Regions from separate parts of the Homo sapiens genome. Here region 1 is linked to region 2. A link is an interaction called in ENCODE POLR2A ChIA-PET data of the cell type or tissue named here. Cell type or tissue: MCF 10A. All regions are shown on one strand. Each heading gives the region's core, and the rest is flanking DNA. Links, peaks and the distances in the headings are about the cores only. Region 1 overlaps SPOCK1 (SPARC (osteonectin), cwcv and kazal like domains proteoglycan 1). Region 2 overlaps SPOCK1 (SPARC (osteonectin), cwcv and kazal like domains proteoglycan 1).

The links. Peaks named below come from ENCODE experiments on the same cell type or tissue, not always from the same donor. Only the 100,000 strongest peaks of a DNase experiment are listed, where the experiment ranks them.
Region 1: POLR2A ChIA-PET joins it to region 2 with 5 read pairs; 2 of 35 experiments call an interaction of 5 or more read pairs at or near these places.

Annotation. Positions count from the first base shown.
Region 1 is chr5:137,141,252-137,150,970 of GRCh38, reverse strand. The region is part of intron 3 of SPOCK1 (SPARC (osteonectin), cwcv and kazal like domains proteoglycan 1); the gene reads left to right. Among named protein-coding and RNA genes, the nearest start is that of SPOCK1, 350 kb to the left of the region's middle. RefSeq lists an enhancer at 4,308-5,507. In MCF 10A, for the core only: no CTCF peak of the experiment used is centred there; DNase peaks (open chromatin) are centred at 8,080 and 8,970.
Region 2 is chr5:137,428,519-137,438,862 of GRCh38, reverse strand. All of the region lies in intron 2 of SPOCK1 (SPARC (osteonectin), cwcv and kazal like domains proteoglycan 1), which reads left to right. Among named protein-coding and RNA genes, the nearest start is that of SPOCK1, 66 kb to the left of the region's middle. In MCF 10A, for the core only: no CTCF peak of the experiment used is centred there; no DNase peak of the experiment used is centred there.

The DNA.
Region 1 (9,719 bases), core at 7,090-9,589, 290 kb after region 2:
GGCCTACCTGTTTCCCTTCCTTTAGTTGATTTTTAGACTTGTTGAGAGATGACCTCACCAGAGTGCTCCACTGAAGCTGTGTTCCATAGGCTGCCATACTGCAGAAGTGACCTCTTCATCTGAGGCTCTGAGAGGTGATTTGAGATCCCTGTTTCTAATCTGGGGTAGGCTTTCCCTACAGACTTTCCTGTTCAATTAACACCTGTCACTGCCAGGCTCTGTAGGAGAGGGCAGAAGACATTCATGGGCTGAGGATCAGAAAGCCCCAACCTTATACACCACACCTGCCTTGCTGAGCCCTGCCTGCCCATTTGTCCCCAACATACCCCTTGCCACCAAATTCCCTGGACTCCTTGTCTGCTTGGATCAACAATATTTGCCAGATTCTGTTTCCCTAACCAAGCTCTTCTTTTTTTCTAGCCTCTTACCAACAGTGCTTGAATGTGGGCCCTTAAGATACCTTAACAATTAAGCTCTGTGACTCTTCAATAGTGACATTTCAAAGCCCACAGAGCTTCTCCTAAAACAAAAAGAGCATGAGCGTAGGTTTGTGTACAAGGCTCTGTTGTGTGAACCTAGTGCCCAAAACTTAGGAGAGGAAGAGGATTTTCATCCTTTATTCCCAGCCCTTACTATCTGTGGGTAGAGACAAGGCAGAGTACAGCTCTACTAGAGAGGCATGAGCTACTTGTTTGTTGTAGGGTGGCTTCATCAGTGGTGTGGATGTGGTTAGTCAGCAGAAGTTTTCGGGACAAAGTGGACCCCATGCTTGATGTTGAAAAGCTTTAATGTTTCTTCTTATAGAGTTTACCATTTTGAGATTGGAAAGACTGAACAGAATTATGGCTCCAGGATCTTGTGTTTCTGAAGTGTCCAGGGTCCCTTGCCCTTGGTGGACATCCATTTTCTGTATTTTAGGAGCAAGCTAAAAAGAGCTGGTAAAAGCCATGAGGATAATAAATGAGCATGAACTGTGCGCCAGGCCCTGTGCTAGAAAACCTTCATGTGTTATCCCATCAGATCCTCACAACATCTCAGTAAAGTGGATCTGTTTGCCTGCAACTGAATCCTAAAGAGTTGAGTAACCCATCAAGATACCTCATAGGCAAGAAGTGGCAAAGCTGCCTCTCTCCTCTCAAACTTACATCTCTCCGAGCCAAATGCTTTGGGTTCTTATCTTCTAGGTACACTAAAAATTTGGCAGAAATTCTTGGAGTTGCTGAGTTTCCCAATCCTTACATGATCAACAACCATGGCTGCTGAATAATGTCAGAATAATCAGCACCAAAAGAGTTAATTCTCTGGATGTCTTTGGCCTGGGAAAAGCTCCATGTTTTTATAGAAATTTTAATTGCATTAAAGTGAAGCACAGGTACAAAAGATAGACTGTGTGAGCCACAGTGATCTTTTAAGTACACTTTTTTCCAGGAAATATTTGATTTTTACTATGCTTTTTATGCCCTCTTATTCTCTTAGGTTATAGAATTGGTTCTTTTGTATTTTGAGTAAATCTCTCTCCTTTGTTCATAAATGTCTTATGAATAATTTATGTCAATTATAATGAAATAGAACCCAAATACCTTTACTATTATAGCATTTTAATAAATTCTGGCCATTGTGATGGATGAGAAGGTGAAGACTTCTCTGTGGATGATATCTTTTTCTCTACTTAGAGGCCAGGCCATTCTCAGCTCCTGTTGCCTACACTGCCCTGTCCCATGCTGCGCTGGGCTTCATGCATCTCCCCATTAGCAGTGTGGAACATACGCACACTTCACAGAAACCCCTCACGGAAGGAACCACAGTCAGTTCACCTGGTCACTATTGTTTCTTAAGTCAGAGGGAGTTAAGTTCACAGGACAGCAGCATTGCCTTTAAAAGCAGCTCGCACTTTTGTATTCATTATAAAAGTAATACAAGCTTATTAAGATAGCCAGCAATTTGGCTTTGATTTCTGATAGCTCAATCTTTTTTTTTCACAGGAAGTCTTTTTTTATGAGGTCTTCTGGGTAACATGAATCTTGGGGAAGGTGGACAGAGGGGTGTGATACATTGCTGCTTGACACTTTAATCATCACCTTTATCCCCATCAGAAGTTATTTTCATTAGTGGCTTAGTGGCTTCAAGTATCAGCCTTGGTGTGAGACTCGCCAAGATTAAAATCCAGGCTCACTGGCTGTGTGACCACAAACAGGCTTAACATTTCTCTGTCAGTTACCAGTTGGTAAATTAAGAATGATCTGATCTCTGTATCAGTTTCTTTATTGTTGAATTAGGATAATAGTACATTATTCTATAGTTGGTCGTTGTCATTGTCTCCATGTCAGCCCCCTAATTGGGTGACAGAGTATGTAATGTTCTCCCTCCCCTTCCTTTCTATTTAATTCCCCCTTTCCTTCTACTTCCTCTTTCCACTCCCATCACACTTTCAAAGGGAAATCAATTTCTTGATGGAAATGCTGAGTGAGGGTCCTTGTCAGAGCAGCTGGGGAGCAGGGAAAATGTGAGATGATAGCTTTGAGAAGGGAGGCTTGGCTGCCCAGGCTAATAAAATTTTGTGGTTGTTGATTTTATGACACACATTTCCACAGCTGCTCTGGCAGACCCCTCTTAACGCCTTCTTTTCTAATGATCAGGACATGTAAATTACCATGTTGGGCTTATCAGTGGTTGCTCATAATGTCTTGCTTTGCATGTGAGCAGAGGGGCCAAGCAATTCCCAGACACTCTCAGTAGTGGGTAGTCCTTAACTCCTTCATCTCAGAGACACATGCCAAGATCACCCAGGGCTGGACACCTGCTCTGGACCCTGGCCATGGTCATGGCTTGTCATTGTCTCCTTGCTGCAGACAGGATATGAGATAGAGGGCAATCAGGAGAAACTGAGGGCCCTGGTCTGTGAGTGGGGCAGAGGCTGTGGCTGTCCGGAGAGGAAGGGTAGGGAAGGGAAAGGCGCTTCTTTTGGAAGAAGGCAGGTCTGGTTCTGAGTACTGGCTTTGCCATTAAGGCTTTATGGTGCTGGGAAGTTACTTTACCGTTTCAAATTGGTTTTCTCATCTTCAACTTGCCTTTTCACTTAATTTATCATAAATATCTACCTATGTTACCAAATATAGATCTACTAGTTTCTGTAAAATAGTTGCATGATGTTTAAAAAATGTATTATGTTATTAACTAAACCATTTCCCTACAGTTGGTGTTCTGGATTGAATGTTTTTATCCCCCTCAAATTCCCACGTTGAAGCTCCAATTCCTAGGATGTCTGTATTTGGAGAGGGGGCCTCTAAGAAAGTAATTAAGGTTAAAAGAGGTCCAAAGAGTGGAGCCCTGAGCTGATAGGATAAGTGTCCTATAAGAAGAGACACGAGAGAGGGCTGGCTCTCTGTCTCTCCAAGTGCTTGCATCGAGGAAAGACCATGTAAGGACGTAGCAAAAAGCTGGCTGGCTGCAAGCCAGGAAGAGGGCCCTCCTAGAACCTCACCTTACTGGCACCCTGATCTCAGACTTCTAGTCCCCAGCACTGTGAGAAAATAAATTTCTGTTGTTTAAGCCACCAGTCTGTGGTACTTTCATTATGGCTGCCCGAGCAGACTAACACAGATGGACATTCAAAGTGTTATAATTTTCCCTTATTACAGATTATTAAGATGAACATTTTTGCCTAATATGTTCACTTGCTGGGTCATAGGATGTTTCTTTTTTCCCTTTTCTCTTGTTATAATTTTTATGTATACCAAAATGTTGAGAGGATACTATAAACTGCTATACACCCATCTACCTACATTTAACAATTGTTATCATTTAAGGGCACAACCAAAAAATTGACCCCCAAAAAAGGCTGTTATCAATTTATAACCCTCTCCCCCACCTCACACACACACATACACAAATAATGTAACAGAGAAGATGCTTTTATCTTTGACACAGAAAGAAGTCCCCAGGACCTCAGTTTAAAGGGGAAAGAAAAGGTCTCTTCCCAGGAGGGCTATCTTTGGTCAGACTCATCTTTCTCTCCTCTGCCTCTTTGTCTCTGTCTGTCCTGTGTCCCTCCCCACCAATTCCCCAATCCTTAAATGCATGAGTCCAACCTTTATGCCACTCTGCTCTCTGCCCTATCCAGGCACATGTCTAATAGGCCCTTTGTTTGGCCTCGGAGAACTTGGCCAGCCCCTTGAATATGAAAGGAAAGAATTGTGAGGAGGCTTTCCAAGCTGCCATTCTTCTCTGGTTACAGCAAAAATCCTATGGGCAGAATCTTCTATTTTATATTCTGAGAGGCTCTGTCGTCAGCTGGTGAACAAGCCTCTCTGGAGACAAGGGAGGCAAGATGCATGCACGGGTTACCATGGGGACAGACAAGCTGCAATAAATGTTCCTGCTCATAGCTTGACGAGGTTTTCACAGTTTGGTGTAATTTCTTTGTCAGTCGTCCATTAAGTCACTCCTAATGAATCACTGGGAGTGTCTGCTCTTCACGTGAACCTTGGGATCGCATGACTCAGGCAGAGAGCAGTCTTAAAAGCAACAGCGAGACAACAAGGCATCTTTAACTGGTGGACTTTTTGCAAATCGAGTGGCCTCTGGCCTGAGGAAGATTCTGGAACTCACCAGAGTGGGCCAGGAGTTCAAGCTGCTGTTTTAGATTAATCTTTTGCTTACTGGTCTCAACAGGTATCTTGTGCCTCCCGGAATCCTGTGTGGCTTGGTGTTCCTGGGGAGAGGGAGGAAGGAGGTTCCTGGCAGGAGAAAAGGGGTTCTAAGAGTTGACCACTGGGCCTTTCAGCCCTGATGTCCTCTGTCATTTGGCGGACGAGAATATATGTAGTGTGTCTGTTCTTACTAAGTGCCACTTTCTACATAAAATGCATATTTAGGGTTCCCTCTTCCTGCCCCTCTCCCCCGACTTTAGTCTGGTCACAGGTTCTTGCATGCTGGGTTGAAGGCACTGTGGAACTCAAAGGCCCTGGCTCCCCAGCATGGTCCCTGTGGCTCCAAGGCCCTTCAGGACCAGGCTCAGCCTCTTCTCCAGCCTTTTTACTCACCGGCTTGCTCCAACTGCTGCCAGCCTCATGAAACACTTGAATTCCTTAAGCCTGCCACAAACTTTCTTACCCCTGGAAAGACAACTTCCTGTTATCTGGAGTGTTCTTCCTCATCCTATTATCTGGTTTAAACCTACTTTTCCATAGATGTCAGTCTGTCCAGGAAGTCTCACCTGACCCCCTGAAAGGCTGAATTAGGTACCTTACCTGTCTCACCTGTCTCCTATGTTCAACGGTGAACCCCTGGAGAGCTGGAAGAACATCTTTTTGCTCACCTCTTTGTATTCACCTTTAGCCTGCAGAAAGATTCTTCACGCTGAATGATACTCTGTAAATATTAATTGAATAAACACAAATGTGTGTGATTTCCCCCAGGTGAGGAACCCTTTGGGCCACCCCACAAAATGGAACCTTCTTCTCATCTGAGCATCTCTGAGGTGGTATCAAGCTCTGCTGTGCTAGGTGTCATGACCCTTTGCCAATTAGCCTATAGGATGTGCTCAAGAAGAGTGCAAAGGCTTGATTCAGGATTTTAAAATCAATGTAGCTAATTAAAAAATAACTCGTTGAACTGAAAAACAAGTTCAGAAACAATTAAGATAATTAAAATATCACCACCTTAATTGAGACCAAGTAGTGAGCTTAAAAATAAAATTAATCAAAAAAAGTTACATGGAACCAGTAATTAACTGGCTTTTGAATTCAATGCTTTACAGCTTAACAAATCTCTTTAAATTAATTCATTCTTGGTTTGTTCCTTGAGAAAGGTTTCTGTAAAAAGTCATTTTGAAAAAAATAATTGGATTTGTGCTGGGTGCCAGTTGACTCTTGAATAGTTCTGCATATAGGTGGGAAAGATAAAATTAACCTTTGGTGGGCGCCTGCTCTGTGCTAGGGATGCTGTCCTGTTTGGGTCCACAGGAGTCCTGCAGGTTTGGTGATAGAAGAGGTAGAGAAGACACAGGGCTTTGTCATCCTCTGGGGATGTCTGCATCCTCTCACTCCTTGTATGCGGAGAGAGATTGAAACTTGGAGCAAGTCCCCAGGAAATCAATAGCACCATGACAAGGAAACTTTGAACTCTGCTCAGGGCTGTCACGCTCAGCTGCCTCTCCTACCTTCTCACCTACAGTTTCCCCTACTTATTAAAAGGCCTCTCAAATGCCACTTATTATTCGGATCTCTTATCCTTCCCTTTTCAAAGTGCAGCCACAGTCCTTTCCAGTACTGGTGCTGGGTGCCTTTCAGGAGCATCCATCACCCTGAGCCTTGAGGCTGCTAGGTAAAACGTATTTGGGAGGCCTGAGTTTAAATGGAAATGACACACTCCTCATCCCCTTTCAATCCCAGTGTTGCTGTTTCTCAAAAACAAAATGCGGCGAGGTGATTAAACAAATGCTGACAGCTTGATTTGTTACTGTTTTGTTGCTCTGTGAAGTTCATTTACTCTAAATAATTTGCATACATGTTTGAAGTATTCAGACCCCAGTAATTGATTTTTAGCAGACTTGATTTCTGTATGCAAATTGTTAAGTATGTAGGGAGTTTAATAACGAACAGTTTTTATTTATTAGTATTTTGGGTTGGAGGTTTTTTGTTTTTAAAGAAATGTTAGCTTCCAGAAGTGGAGGGTGGTCTACAGGAGTTAGCCTAAGGTAGGGTGACAGATGGCAAAACTACAGGAACAAAATTGACCAGACCATGGTTCCTTTGACTCAGTTGGGGGATGGCTGCATTCAGAGGGGGTAGGCTGAGGGCTCAGGTGTCCAGAGCTGGGCACCCCAGCCTCTGGGGAAAGATCAGGGCTGGTGACCTCATCCTGTGGGGTGTACTGAGAGGGAATCGTGGACCATCCTCTGCAGCACTGGGTAATCTGGCTGCCCCCTCCTTTTACCCAGTAAGTCTCATTCTGCCCCCAAAGCCTCTTAAGAATATGGTGCACTTGGGCCCTTGGCATGAGGTGAGCCCCGCAATCAGCTTTTTAAAGAAGATAGTAGGAGATTCTCATGCTTCAAGCATACACTGGTGAAGAGTTTGGGTTCTGGAGTCACAGACCAGGTTTGTCCTGCATCTCTCATTAGCAATTTATTTTTAAGACTTGCACATTAATAGCAGCTACCTCCTTTGGTGGCTATGAAAATTAAATGTGGTAATCCAATCAGAGTTCACTGCCTGTATGTCAAAAGCACTCAGTGAGTGTTAACTATGGTTCTTTGTTATTATGAAAACTGATTATTTACTCTGGGAAAAAAGACAAACACAAAAAACTTAATAAACACATATGAGGTGCTTAGCATGTTCCAGGTCTAAGTACTTACAGATATTAACTCATTAAATGTTCATGACAACCACCAAGCAATAGCAGGTGCTGTTATTATCCCCATTTTTACAGGAGAGGAAAGTGAGGTATAGCAAGGTTAGCAAGCAGCAGAGGCAGGGTTCAGTCCCAGAAGCTACTCTGCCTTGGAGTCCGTGCTGTTCCAGAAGCTACTCTGCCTTGGAGTCTGTGCTGTTCCCGGATCTGCTCAGCTGATTCATGATCCTTGTGATTGCACTGTCCGTTGAGACCACCCGGAGGACAGTGTGGCATGTTAACAAAGTTGGATACAGAGGCAAAAATAAGCTCAAATTCTGCCACAAAGCTTGTCATGTAGTACTGCAGATTTTGACACCCATCACCCTAGGCCAACCTGTTTTTCTCTGTCTCTGACATCCACTCAAGTGAAAATCTCAAGTTCTCTGCTGCAGCACTTGGCATCTGTTGGGGAAAATGCCTCAGCTGATAACTATGACTGGGGCTGCCTGTGGTCTAGTCCCCAGGTTTCTTGAGATCTATAAATGTCTTCATCCTGTGGTGTGTGGAAGTGTGAGAAGGGGCAATGAAGGACTGACATGTCCTGCTAAGCTGTTCAAGCAGCAGAAACGCCATTGGATGTTGTGTGTTCAGAACCCTTGAGAAACTTTCATCATTAGTGGTCATCTGGTAATCATTCTTAATTGTTGACTCAATTTTGAATGATTCTTGGAGAGTGAGTCAAAGTTGGCTGAGCTGCAGCCCCAGGGTTGGCGTGGGCGGCAGTGCACTGGGCTGAGACTGCACCAGTCTCCTGGCTTCTTATGCAGACATCCCCAGGAACCAAAAGAGTTCCACTTAGGACCAGGAAGCTCTTGCTGCAAGTTTCTGGAAGCCCCAGCCTTGGAAGACTCTGAAGGCAGACACAGGGCCCTGCCACCTGCCTTGCAGAGGTTGCCTTCAGCTTAAGAGCTCTGAGTGAATGAACACTCTGTCCCTGGGGCTCAAATCAGCCTCTCTTTTATCTCACAGCCTGTTTCTTTCTGCTAAGCTCCAAGTATCAGAGTCACATCCCTTGGGGAGTAGACTCTACCAGGTGACTCCCCTAGGACCGGGCCCTGGGTCTTATTACTTTCCAGATGGGCCTGAGAATGCAGCCTGGCTTCTGTTTACAGCTGCTGAAGCTGCGGCAGTGGAGGGAGCCAGTTAAGCTGTTCAAGTAGCAGAAATGCTTTTGGATGTTGTGTGTTCAGGACCCTTGAGAAATTCGCAGCAGGCATTTGAAGAAAGTAGTGTGCAGATTCTGGGCCTGGGCAGGAGGAGAGGAACAGTGATGTCCTCTACATGCTGAGGAGTCAGGATGGCTAAGAGTCCAGTGGTTGAGGGCACTGTGACATTTCTTTGTGTTTGTTTTGGTTTGGTTTTTTGACCATGTCATTTCTTGTAGAAGTTTTGCTATACCTGCTCAGGATGCCAATTTGTTTAACCAAATGTTTGCATGGGGAGGACATGGGGAGACATCACCTCCCCTGACTGTGGAGAGCAGTTATGAAAGATTTACTGCTTAATAGGCTTTAGGCCCCAGAGCTTGAAGATGGCACAATTGCTTTTGTTTTGCAGAGAATTCCCCGAGGCCTCTTCTGTGCCAATGATGAGCATGTGCACCTCAGCACGCAGAGCGCTGATTAGCTGAGGACCTGCTGCTCAGCCTATTCCAGGAAATGTTGCAATATATGAACTGCTGTCTTTGGAGACCCTTTCTGGAGTTACTTTGTTGGAATCAACTCCCCTCACCCCCTCTTGTCTCATTACTGCCTCCCTACAAACCACACTTAATAGTCAGATTGAGTATCTTATGATTGCCTGAACATGCCTCCCTACACTCTCTGTGCCGGTTCACTCTGACTGGATTGCATTTTCTATCTTTGCTTTTCAAAATCCTGCCCATCCTTCAAGATCCAATTCACATATTAATGCTTCACCAATCCTTGCCCTAGAAATTGATCTCCATTTTTCTCTTGGGCTCTGTTATCATTTTATATGCCCGTCATGGTCCTTATCTAATTCTGCCTTGCACAATAAATATTTATGTGTAAGCTTTTCCCCCTCCCTGTTACGTTGTAACTTTGTGCGGCACAAAACTGTCTTACATATCCTGAAGTTCTTCAAAAACTTAAAATAGGTTGTTTATGCACATAGTGTTTATTGAATGGAAGCAAAAAACTCTGTCCTCAAGGACTTTTCATAGGAAATAAGTAAACTTAGGCATGAATGAAGTCATAAAAAGCAACACCAGATTCATAACCAAAGAGGGAAAAGTAGCTCTTGTTTCTTGGATCATGTGAGATTCTAAAGGATTTTTTAAAAGTAATTCCTGCCTGAGC
Region 2 (10,344 bases), core at 4,322-6,821:
CTTGGAAAACTTAAGTAATGGTTATTTTCCTTGTGATTGGGGAGTCTGTCTAGTCTACCTCCTACTGCTCTCTCTGCAATTCAGCAGCCTGCCTGCCAGTTCATTTTGGCTGAGAAGAGATGCTACCTTCCTTTTGGAACCTATGGGTGGGAATTCAGACAAACAGGTCATCAGGTTCAGCTTGGTGGCTTCTGTGTGTGTGTGTGTGTGTGCATATGCAAATATCTCCAAATGAAATTTTAGAAATGAAGTTTTCTTACAAAGGCACACAGTGGTGATAGATTGGGCTGTAGATATTCCCTTCCAGGGCAGATTCTAAGAGGGGAATTGGCTGTAGATATTCCCTTCCAGGGCAGAACTGCATTCACTACTTTGAGGACTTGCATTTCTCCTTTGGGTTATTTAGGAGGTGTACCCAGGAGCTGCCTGGTTTGGGTTTTCTCTGCTCCCTGTAGTCTTCCTTCTATTAGGCAAGGTGTCACCCTTGGGCATTCCTCTCCCTTTCCCATATCCCATTCATCTGCAAGTCCTCTCATTTTATCTTTCATTATATTAATCCAAATATATCTTGAACTCATCTACTCCCATCCAGTTTCCCATCTCTCCTTGAGGGCAGACCGCCATCATCTCCTGCCTGGACCTGTGCAGGAGCCCCCAGTTTCTGGTCTCCCTCCCTGCTCCCTACTTCTTCCCTCACTGCCCCCTTACCTCTCCCTCCCTTCTCTTCTCTTTAAAAAAGCTCATAATGTATTCAGCCTAAAAAAGGAAAGAAATTCTGACATATGCTAAAACATGGATAAACCTTGGGGCCATTATGCTAAGTGAAATGAGCCAGTCACAAACAGACAAATACTGTTATGATTCTACTTATATGAGATACTTAGAGTAGTCAGAATCACAGAAACAGAAATTAAGGTGGCAGTTGCCAGGAACTGGGTGGGGAGAGGGAATGGGGAGTTACTGTTTGATGGGTATAAATTTCAGTTTCTCAAGATGAAAAAGTTCTGGAGATTGGCTTCAGGGAATCGACTTAACACTACCAAACTGTAGACTTAGAAGTGGTTACTATAGTTTACAATAATCTGTACATTTCAAAAGAGCTAGAAGAGAATAATTTGAATGTTTCTAGCATATGTAAATGACAAGTATATAAGGTACTAGATATCCCAAGTACACTGATTTGATCTTTACAAATTATATGAATGTGTTAAATTATCACATGTATTCCATAGCTTTGTACATTTATTATACATCAATTAAAAATTGTTTTAAAAAGGTTAAGATGGGAAAGTTAATGTATATTTTACCACAATTTAAAAAAACTACAGGATTTCTTTTAGAGGTGATAAAAATGTTCTAAAATCCATTGTGGTGATAGTTGCACAACTCTACTAAAACCCATTGTGCACTTTAATTGGGTGAATTGTATGGTATACGGATGATGATCTCAATAAAATTGTTAAAAAACTTAATCTCTTTTATTGCAAACCTGCTTTATAATATCCATCAGGGCTGACCTCTGTTTCCTCTGTGCTCCTCTACAGGGATTCAGAGATGGTTTTCATGAAGAGATATCTCTGTCTTGGCTCAGCTCCAAAGGCTAGTCATTTCTGTCCCAAACTGAAGTTCCCTAGAAGGACTTTGGTTTGGTTGTACCCACCTCTTGGGATGAGATGGAGGATGAGGAGTGGCGGGAAAGTGTACCATGATGGCAGAACTATCAGAGGTAGTTGTGTGATTATTTTAAGATGATTTTTTATTCTTTGAAAATATAAAATTGGCACTGAGCATGAAAGAACAATTGTGAGTCTGCTACACAGTGTAGCCCACCCAGTTCTGTCCTGATACTAGGGCTTTCGGACCCATTCGTCACTCATTCATTCCGGAAATGTTGGGCCCTCTCTGTCAGACCCTAAAGAGAGACAGGCACATATTTCATGATGTGATGTTGAAATTCAGGCATACAATCTCAGACTTTCTTTGCTTGGTGTAGTTTACTTAGGAGTAAAAATGTATAAAACACACAGGAATAGCATAACAGGAAATGTTACAGAATCCTTATGAGGAAAATCACAAAAATTTACTGAATGACATAAAAGGAGACTTCAATAAAGGGAGATATGTGCTGCCAGTTTCTCTCTGTGTGATAAAGATGTCAGTTCTTTCCAAAGTAATGTATCATTTCACCCCATTCCAATCAGCATCTCAGCTGGGGTTTTCTTTCTTTCTTTCTTTTTTTGGATTGTGTCAAATTATTCTCAAATATGAATATGCTAGCTGGAATTGCCAAAAAATTTTTGGAAATGATGCATAATAGAGGAGATTTACATTTCCAGATATAAAATGTACTCAAATGATGCTAATTAAGACCACGTGGTTATTATTGCAGGAACATGCCAGTAAGTGGAACAGAATAGTCTAGAAACAGAGCCTAATGTGAAAGAGGGTTTAGTACATGATGGAGGGAAAGGATGAATTATTTAATATATTCTAAGTTAACTATTTGGAAAAAATGGGATTAGAGCCTTTCCTCACCCTATATACCAAAATAAATTTTGATTTGATGCAAAAATTTTAATAATAAAAAATGAAAAGTAGGAAAAATTGTGGTTAACTCTGACATTAGGGAAGTCAACAGAAACAAAATATCACTGGAGGAAAATGACTCATTTCTCCATACAGAATTAATATATATATAGTTTTTTGAGACAGAATCTCACTCTGTCACCCAGGATGGAGTGCAGTGGTGTAATTCTGGCTCACCGCAACCTCCACCTCCTGGGTTCAAGCAATTTTCCCTGCCTCAGCCTCCTGAGTAGCTGGGATTTACAGGCATGTGCCACCAACACTCGGCTAATTTTTACATGTTTTAGTAGAGACTGGGTTTTGCCACGTTGCCCAGGCTGGTCTTGAACTCCTGACCTCAGGTGGTCTGCCTGCCTCAGCATCCCAAGTGCTGGGATTACAGGTGTGAGCCACCGCGCCCAGCTAAAATTAGTGTTTTAATAAGTAAAAAAACTCCCCCAAGAAATTAAAATTAAGATGCTGGTAAAAAAAAAAATCTAAGAAAAACACATGCAACAAAGCATTAATTTTGTTAATATAGAAATAAGAACAACACTAAAACCTTAGTGGGAAAATTGGTGAAGGCAGTAAGATGGCAATTAACAGAATAAATACAAATAGCTAATAAACACGAAAAAAATCTTAAGCCTTTCAATGCCTCCCACTTTACTTAAAGAAATACATTTTATAGGATGGCTTATATGTGCCCCTTAAGAAAATCATGTTTTCAAAGAACTCTTAATATCCTAAGGAAATGAGTTTAATATGAAGTGGAAACAACAGGAGACAAAATAGTGTATCAAAAATCTGTAAAACAGAGAAACATACAAAAAAATTGGTAAGAAATTCACTGAAAGTTAAGTAATGCTGTTGGAAAGGAAAGAAAAGAGTTTTAAATTTGAGCTATTTATTATACCATTGGTAGAAATGTAGATTGGTATAACTTTTAGATAAATCAATTTGGCAGGTCTTATTAGAACTTTAACGAGTCAATGAATGCCATCCCAAGAGTTTATTTTTGAGAATTCTCTTAAGGAATTAATTAGAGATGCAACCATAGGTTTATCTATGTGAATGTAAGTCAGTTTATTGATGAAAGTTTAAAAATTGGGAACAAGCTATAAATCCAGCAATGAGAGGTTACTTAAAGAAATTAAATGTACTTGATATCATGTTTAATGGTAGAACAAGATGTAAGATTATAAATATAACATGTTCGCATTGTGATAAAAGTATGTAAGCTTAGAAATGACATTGGAAGTAAGTGCAAAATGTTAATTGTGATCATATGTGGTTAGTGGGATTGTTGGAAATTTTAATTCTTTTTGTTTCTTCATGTTTTCCATATTTTCTTCTTTGAACATTTATTACTTTTATAATCAGAATCTTGCTTCATAGAATACTTATTATTTAAGCAAACAATTCATTGATATTTCAGGAATTATACAAATTCTGTAGGCTACTGATATTTACCAGTTAACATTCTTAAGAAATGGAGGCCGGGCGTGGTGGCTCACGCCTGTAATCCCAGCACTTTGGGAGGCCGAGGCGGGCAGATCACGAGGTCAGGAGATTGAGACCATCCTGGGTAACACGGTGAAACCCAGTCTCTACTAAAAATAAAAAAAAAATTAGCTGGGCGTGGTGGCGGGCGCCTGTAATCTCAGCTACTAGGGAGGCTGAGGCAGGAGAATGACGTGAACCCAGGAGGCGGAGCTTGCAGTGAGCCGAGATCGCACCATCGCACCATGCACTGCAGCCTGTGTGACAGAGCGAGACTCCATCTCAAAAAAAAAAAAAAAAAAAAAAAAAAAAAAGAAAAAAAAGAAATGGAGAAGGGAAATCTTTTTCTCAATCACTTTTAAGGATTTGTACCTACTTCCTTGAGATCTAATATAGTTTGAGTGTGAGACCTGAAAGGTAATAGTAGGAGAGTCCCCATTTATCCTGCAGATCTATCAAAGATCATTGGAATGGGGGATGTTTTTTAGGAGTTGAGGTAAATTCTATTGTGAAGGACTGAAGATCAATAAAGAAATGTCTCTTTTTTCCCCAAATGACAGCTGAGGAAGAAAGATAGATCATTACTCACTGCCTATTTGGAGGCTGTTCACGAACTGCTTTTAAAAACCAGTGTTCGGTTCAGCAACTTTGCCATTTCTTCAGATGGTCAGTTTTGGTGGATCTGTTTAATTAGATTTAAACATGGCATCTGTAGCCTCAATAAATTCAAATAATTAAGCTTCATGATTTCTTGTGTGTTATAAATGTCACTAAAATTGCTGTTGCAGAACAGATTATTTCTTTGGTAATTGCAATTTTTGTCATGAATTGTTTCATCACTTATAGTGATTAGAACTTTGAAATAATTCCTTAAAATGGTACTCAATTGAATACTTTTTTTTGATTGGGTCTCCTTGTCCATTTTTTTCCCCTCAATTATTTGTGCTAGTGTACTTGCCTTCCATTTAGATAAGGACATGGAAAATGCTTTCAAAGGGCACAATGCCCAGAGTTCAAGTTGTCCTGGGAGGGTAGTCTCAGTGTTCCTTTGGAAGGGAAGCTTTGTTCTAGTTGGTTGGATTCCATCTGGGAGCATGCATGATAAAGGTTTTTGGGAGGTTAGGACTGGCCTGTGGTGTCCATCAATAACCAAAGGCCTTCTGAGATGTTCGCCCGTTTGCTATGCTTCTCCATCTCTTGGGAAGTAGCCTAGACAATAGTGACATGAAAGAGGTGGTTTTGGCAGCCAAATGGGGCCTGCCTCTCCTGAGCATCAATGCTAGACATCTGGAGGATTCTACAGATCTTCCTATCTGCTGGTCAATGATTGAATTGACAATTTTGACAACTTGATGTGTGCTAAGAGAGTCCTAGGTGCTGTGGATGCAAACACATCTTTATCTCCTGCCCTCCTCCATGAAATAAAGACATGGCTTCTCTGCCTAGTGAACTGGCTATTGTCTTTTCTGTTCACCCTAATGTACAGTTCCCTCTAACCAAACAAGATGCTCTGCTGTCTCTGCTCACATTGCTGCTATTTCTACCTGGAATCATCTGTAACACTCCTTCTGTTTCAGCAATAAAGGTTCTGGTTTTTCAAGTCCAGCTCCATTTCCGTCTCTTCTTTGGAACTTTCCTCAAACCCCAAAGCCAGAAGCAGTGGCTTTGCTCTCTGAAGATTCTGCATTTGTCTTCAAGGCAGGTGCTACATCTTACCTTGTAGTGTGGCTATTTGTGAACATCTTTTTGCCTTCCACAGGGCAGGAAACCATTTGACTTACCTTTGGTTTCCTAGAGAAAGAAGTAAATATGCTTGTTTGCTGCATGGATGAAATGCCTTTTAGATATGTTCATCTAGGACAAATATGCAATGGGGGCAAGCATTTCAGCATTTGACCCAGGGTTGTACCCAGCCAGTGGTATTGTCTGACAACTTACCGAGTTACTGAAAACTCAGTAAGATGATAATATCAGTATTAGGATCAGTAATGCAGGTCATCATTTTATTTCATTTTTATTTTAAAAATTTATTTAAAAATGCAATAAAATATAACATAAAATTCACTATTTTAATCTGTGAACTTCTGTGGCATTAAGTATATTCACATTGTAGTGCAACCATCACCACTGTCTAGCTCCAGAATTTTTTTCGTCTTGCATAATGGAAGCACTGTTCTCCTTTTCTCCCAGCCCCAGGCAACCACCATTCTACTTGCTGTCTCTGTGAATAGTTTGACTACTCTAGGTGCCTCACATAAGTCAGGCAGGAATCCTAACAGCATCTGTCTTTGTGTGTCTGGCTTATTTCACTTAGCATAATGTCTTTAGGATTCATTCATGGTGTGTCATATGTCAGAATTTCCTTTTTTTATGGCTGAATAATATTTCGTTGTATTATATACTACATTTAAAAAATCTTTTCACTGGTCAGTGGACACTTGGGTTGTTTCTACCTTTTGGTTATTGTGAATAATCCTGCCATGAGCATGGGTATACAGATATCTTCTCCAGTCCCTGCTTTCAGTTCTTTTGGGTGTATATCCAGAAGTGGAATTGCTGAGTTATATGGTAATTCTATGTTTATCTTTTTGAGGAACCTCAGTGCTGTTTTTCCATAGCAGCTGCATCATTTTACTCTCCCATCAGTGGTGCACAATTTTTCCATATCCTCATACCAACACTTGTTATTTTCTGGGTTCGTTTTTGTTTTATGTAATAACCATCCTAAGGGGTGTGAAGTGGTATCTCATTGTGGTTTTGATTTGCATTTACTTAATGATTATGGTTATTATCTTTTCATGTGCTTATTGGCTGCAGTTTATCATTTGAGTAGTTATTTATCTAGACATTGCACAAAAACTCTTTACATGCACTGTCTTAGTCCATTTTGTGTTGCTGTGATAGAATACCAAAGACGGGGCAATTTATAAAGAAAAGAGGCTTATTTAGCTCATAGTTCTTCAGGCTGGGAAGTTCAATGGCATGGCCTTGGTTTCTGGTGAGAGCTTTTAAGTTGCATCATAACATAGTGAGAAGGTCAAAGGGGAAGTGGACACATGCAAAGAGACAAAACACAAGGGACATCCTGGCTTTGTAACTATCCACTCTTGCAGGAACTAGTACATTTTCCTTGAGAAATAATCCAGTCTTGCCAGAGGAAGAACTCACTCACTACCTCCAGAATGGCACCAAGCCACCCACCAGGGTGAGACCCTCATGACCCAAACACTCCCCACTGGGTCCCACCTCCCAACACCACCACACCGGGGATCAAATTTAGACATGAGTTTTGGTGGGGACAAACAAACCATATCCAAATCATGGCATATACCATCTCACTTATTCCTAACAGCAAGCCTGTGAAAAAGGCAGTTATAGTATGTTCATTTCATGGAAGATGGAAACAGAACTCTGAGCAGTTAAATAACTTGTCCAGCCCCACGCAGCCAGTGGGTGACTGAGCTGGTACACAAACCCAAGTGTGTCTAGTTCAAAGGCTGTGTGCTTAATCATCTCCTGAACCATGCATTCCAAGACTGTTTGGCTGTAGGTAACAGAAAACCTCTCCTACACTGATTTAAAGAATGAGGAGTTTGTTTTTCTTACTTAATAACTAGTCTGAAGGGCTATAGCTGCTGTCCTTGCCTCATTAGCTCAACAACATCAGAGCTAACATCTGATTCTCTGGGTCTTTCCCGTATGGCTCCCTCATTGCTTCCTGTTTGTGGGGTGGCTGTTACAGCCCCAAACATTACACCTAGGATGAAGATGGGGAGAAGAAATAAGGGCCAAACTAGCTTGGACTGTCTTTATAAAAAATTAAAGCAAAAGCTTTCATAGAAGCCTCTGAACAGATTTCTACAGACATCGCTGTGGCCAGAACTAGATCATGTGATGACCCCTCAGTGTAAAGAAGGCAAGTGGATGGGTGACTCTGCCATCTCTGCAGTGAAAGGCAGCAAGGGAAAAGGTGTTTGCCGTGGCTTTTGGGCAGCCACTCAACAGTCAGTTACGGTATACATTTCTGGAGGAATCCAGGGTTTATTTTTCCTTAATTAGAATTCTAAAGCCAAAATGAGAGTGATTAAGTTCCTCTGCCGCATTTTAACTGGAAACAAATTTTATGTCAAAATCTTCTCCAACCAAGGAAGACATATACAAAGATAATGAAAATACCAGGAGAGGTGGATAAAAGGTTTAAGTCCAATCACTTAGTAGATTGTAAAGGACTATGCAAATGTAGTTTTGCTAGGCTGGGAGCTTCCTGGGGCAGAGGCTGTGTCTCATCATTGCTGAATCCCCAGGGTCTAGCACAGGGCCTGAAACATCATGGGCAAAATAAATAGGTGATTACAGAATTGGCTGAAGCATCATTTTAATATGCCAGTGGTAGAAAAGCTTCCAGGACACCCAGCTGTCCTGGATGAAGGAAGAAGCTGTCTGTGAATTGCGGAGTATGAGCTGGGGTGATGGATAGTCTTTTTGCCCACCTGTGAATAGAGCCTTTGGTATATTCTATAATAATGCTATAGGTAGGTTTAAATCTAAATTTAAATTCCAAGTAAATACACTGTGGCAGAAATCAGCCAGCAATGTCATCTTTTTAAGATGGATCACCTGCCATGTGGCTCTGTGTGCTAGAATGTTGAACACACCTCTGTGTAGTAAGATTAGTATCATGTGTTTATCATCCTCATCAAACGCTGTTTACCAGCTGCCTGGGGGAGCAGCAACTGCTCAATATGAAATGCTCTCCTGCCTTCCCAAGTACTTGCTATTCTGGCCTGGATTGAGGTGGACACACAGGAATTGAAGACACACTTCACAAGGTGTCCTAGAACAGCCACGTCTCTGGAGAGACCACTCAGGCCAGATTCTACACCAATCATAGTGTACACATCAGCTTGCTTAATTTCTGCCATAGTGTTGTAAGATTTAAGTGGTCAGTCCATCCAGGATTTGAATAGAGATCTCTGGTCTCCACAGTTTAGTTTTTCTCCTCTCTTTTGGGTTATAGATGGATTGATCTCTTGGGTCTACAGTGACTTCAGTATCAGTATGGGCTAAGGATTGAACTGTGGATTAAGAGTCCAGGGTTTAATAAACCACAGCTCTGCCAAAGAAGACAAGGCTTTGGGAAATCCCCTTTCCTTTTCTAGGCCTCAGTTTATTCTTCTCAGTTCATGTGGGCATGCTGAATGTGCTAAGCCAAATCATACTTACTGATTGCCTACTATGAGCTAGGGAATGCACTGGCTCTGAGGCCGTTGTACTGAGCATGTTGAACTTGTTTCTGCCTTCATGGAGCTTACATTCAGCAAATGTGACAGCCATTAAACAAATACTTATCCAAGTAAGTAGTAATTACAGTGGTGGTAAGTGCTGTAAAGGAAAGTATAATATAATGTATTATGTAATGAGAGACCTGATATAATGGGGGTGGGGGTGAGCTGGAAACATTTCACAGAGAAAGTTCTGCCTTAAACAGAGATGAAGGGTACATGTAAGTTTTCTGTGGGATTATGTTTTGCGGGATATGTGATCCCAAGGGGCAGAGTCACGTCTATTTCCAGAGACACAGCAGCCTGAGAAAGCAGAATCCTGCTGCATTTCAGGAACTGAAAGGAGACCAATCTGTGGGAAAACAATGAGTGAATAGGAGAAAAGCAAAGACTGCTGGAAAAGTAGGCAGGGCCCAGATCCTCACAGCATCATGAAAACCATGTGGAAATTTTGGTATTTATCCAAAGAATAAAGGGAAACCACTCAAGGTAGGGCGAGAGTACCATCATCAGATGTAAGTCTGTAAAAGATCATTCTTCTTGCAGGATGAAAACAGGTTGGGGAAGAACAAGGGCACTCAGGTTGGAGGGAGTTCCATCAGTCCATGCGAGAGAGCTGTTATTGGCTTGGATGATGGCAGCAGTGGAGATGGAGAGAAGCTGAAGGGCTTGAGAGAAACTCAGGAGGCAGAATGGATAGGATTTAGTGTTTTACTTTAAGGTGGAGGAATTAGGAAGAGGGAGGTGTTAGGACAACTCCCATAATTCTGGTTGTCTGTCTTTGCGGGTGGGTGGGCTAGAGGCCAGTGAGGAGAGCCAGAGGGGACCCACAGTTTGGCAGCAGGACATTGAGGGAGAACTTAATGCCTAACAGGGATGAACTAGTGCTTCTGGAAAGCTTATCTGAGGGAGAACGCAACATTTCCATTCAGTGAGTAGACAGAGTCTACAAATTTTCCAGGGAAAGATGCAGAATGAAAATGGTTGACACAAA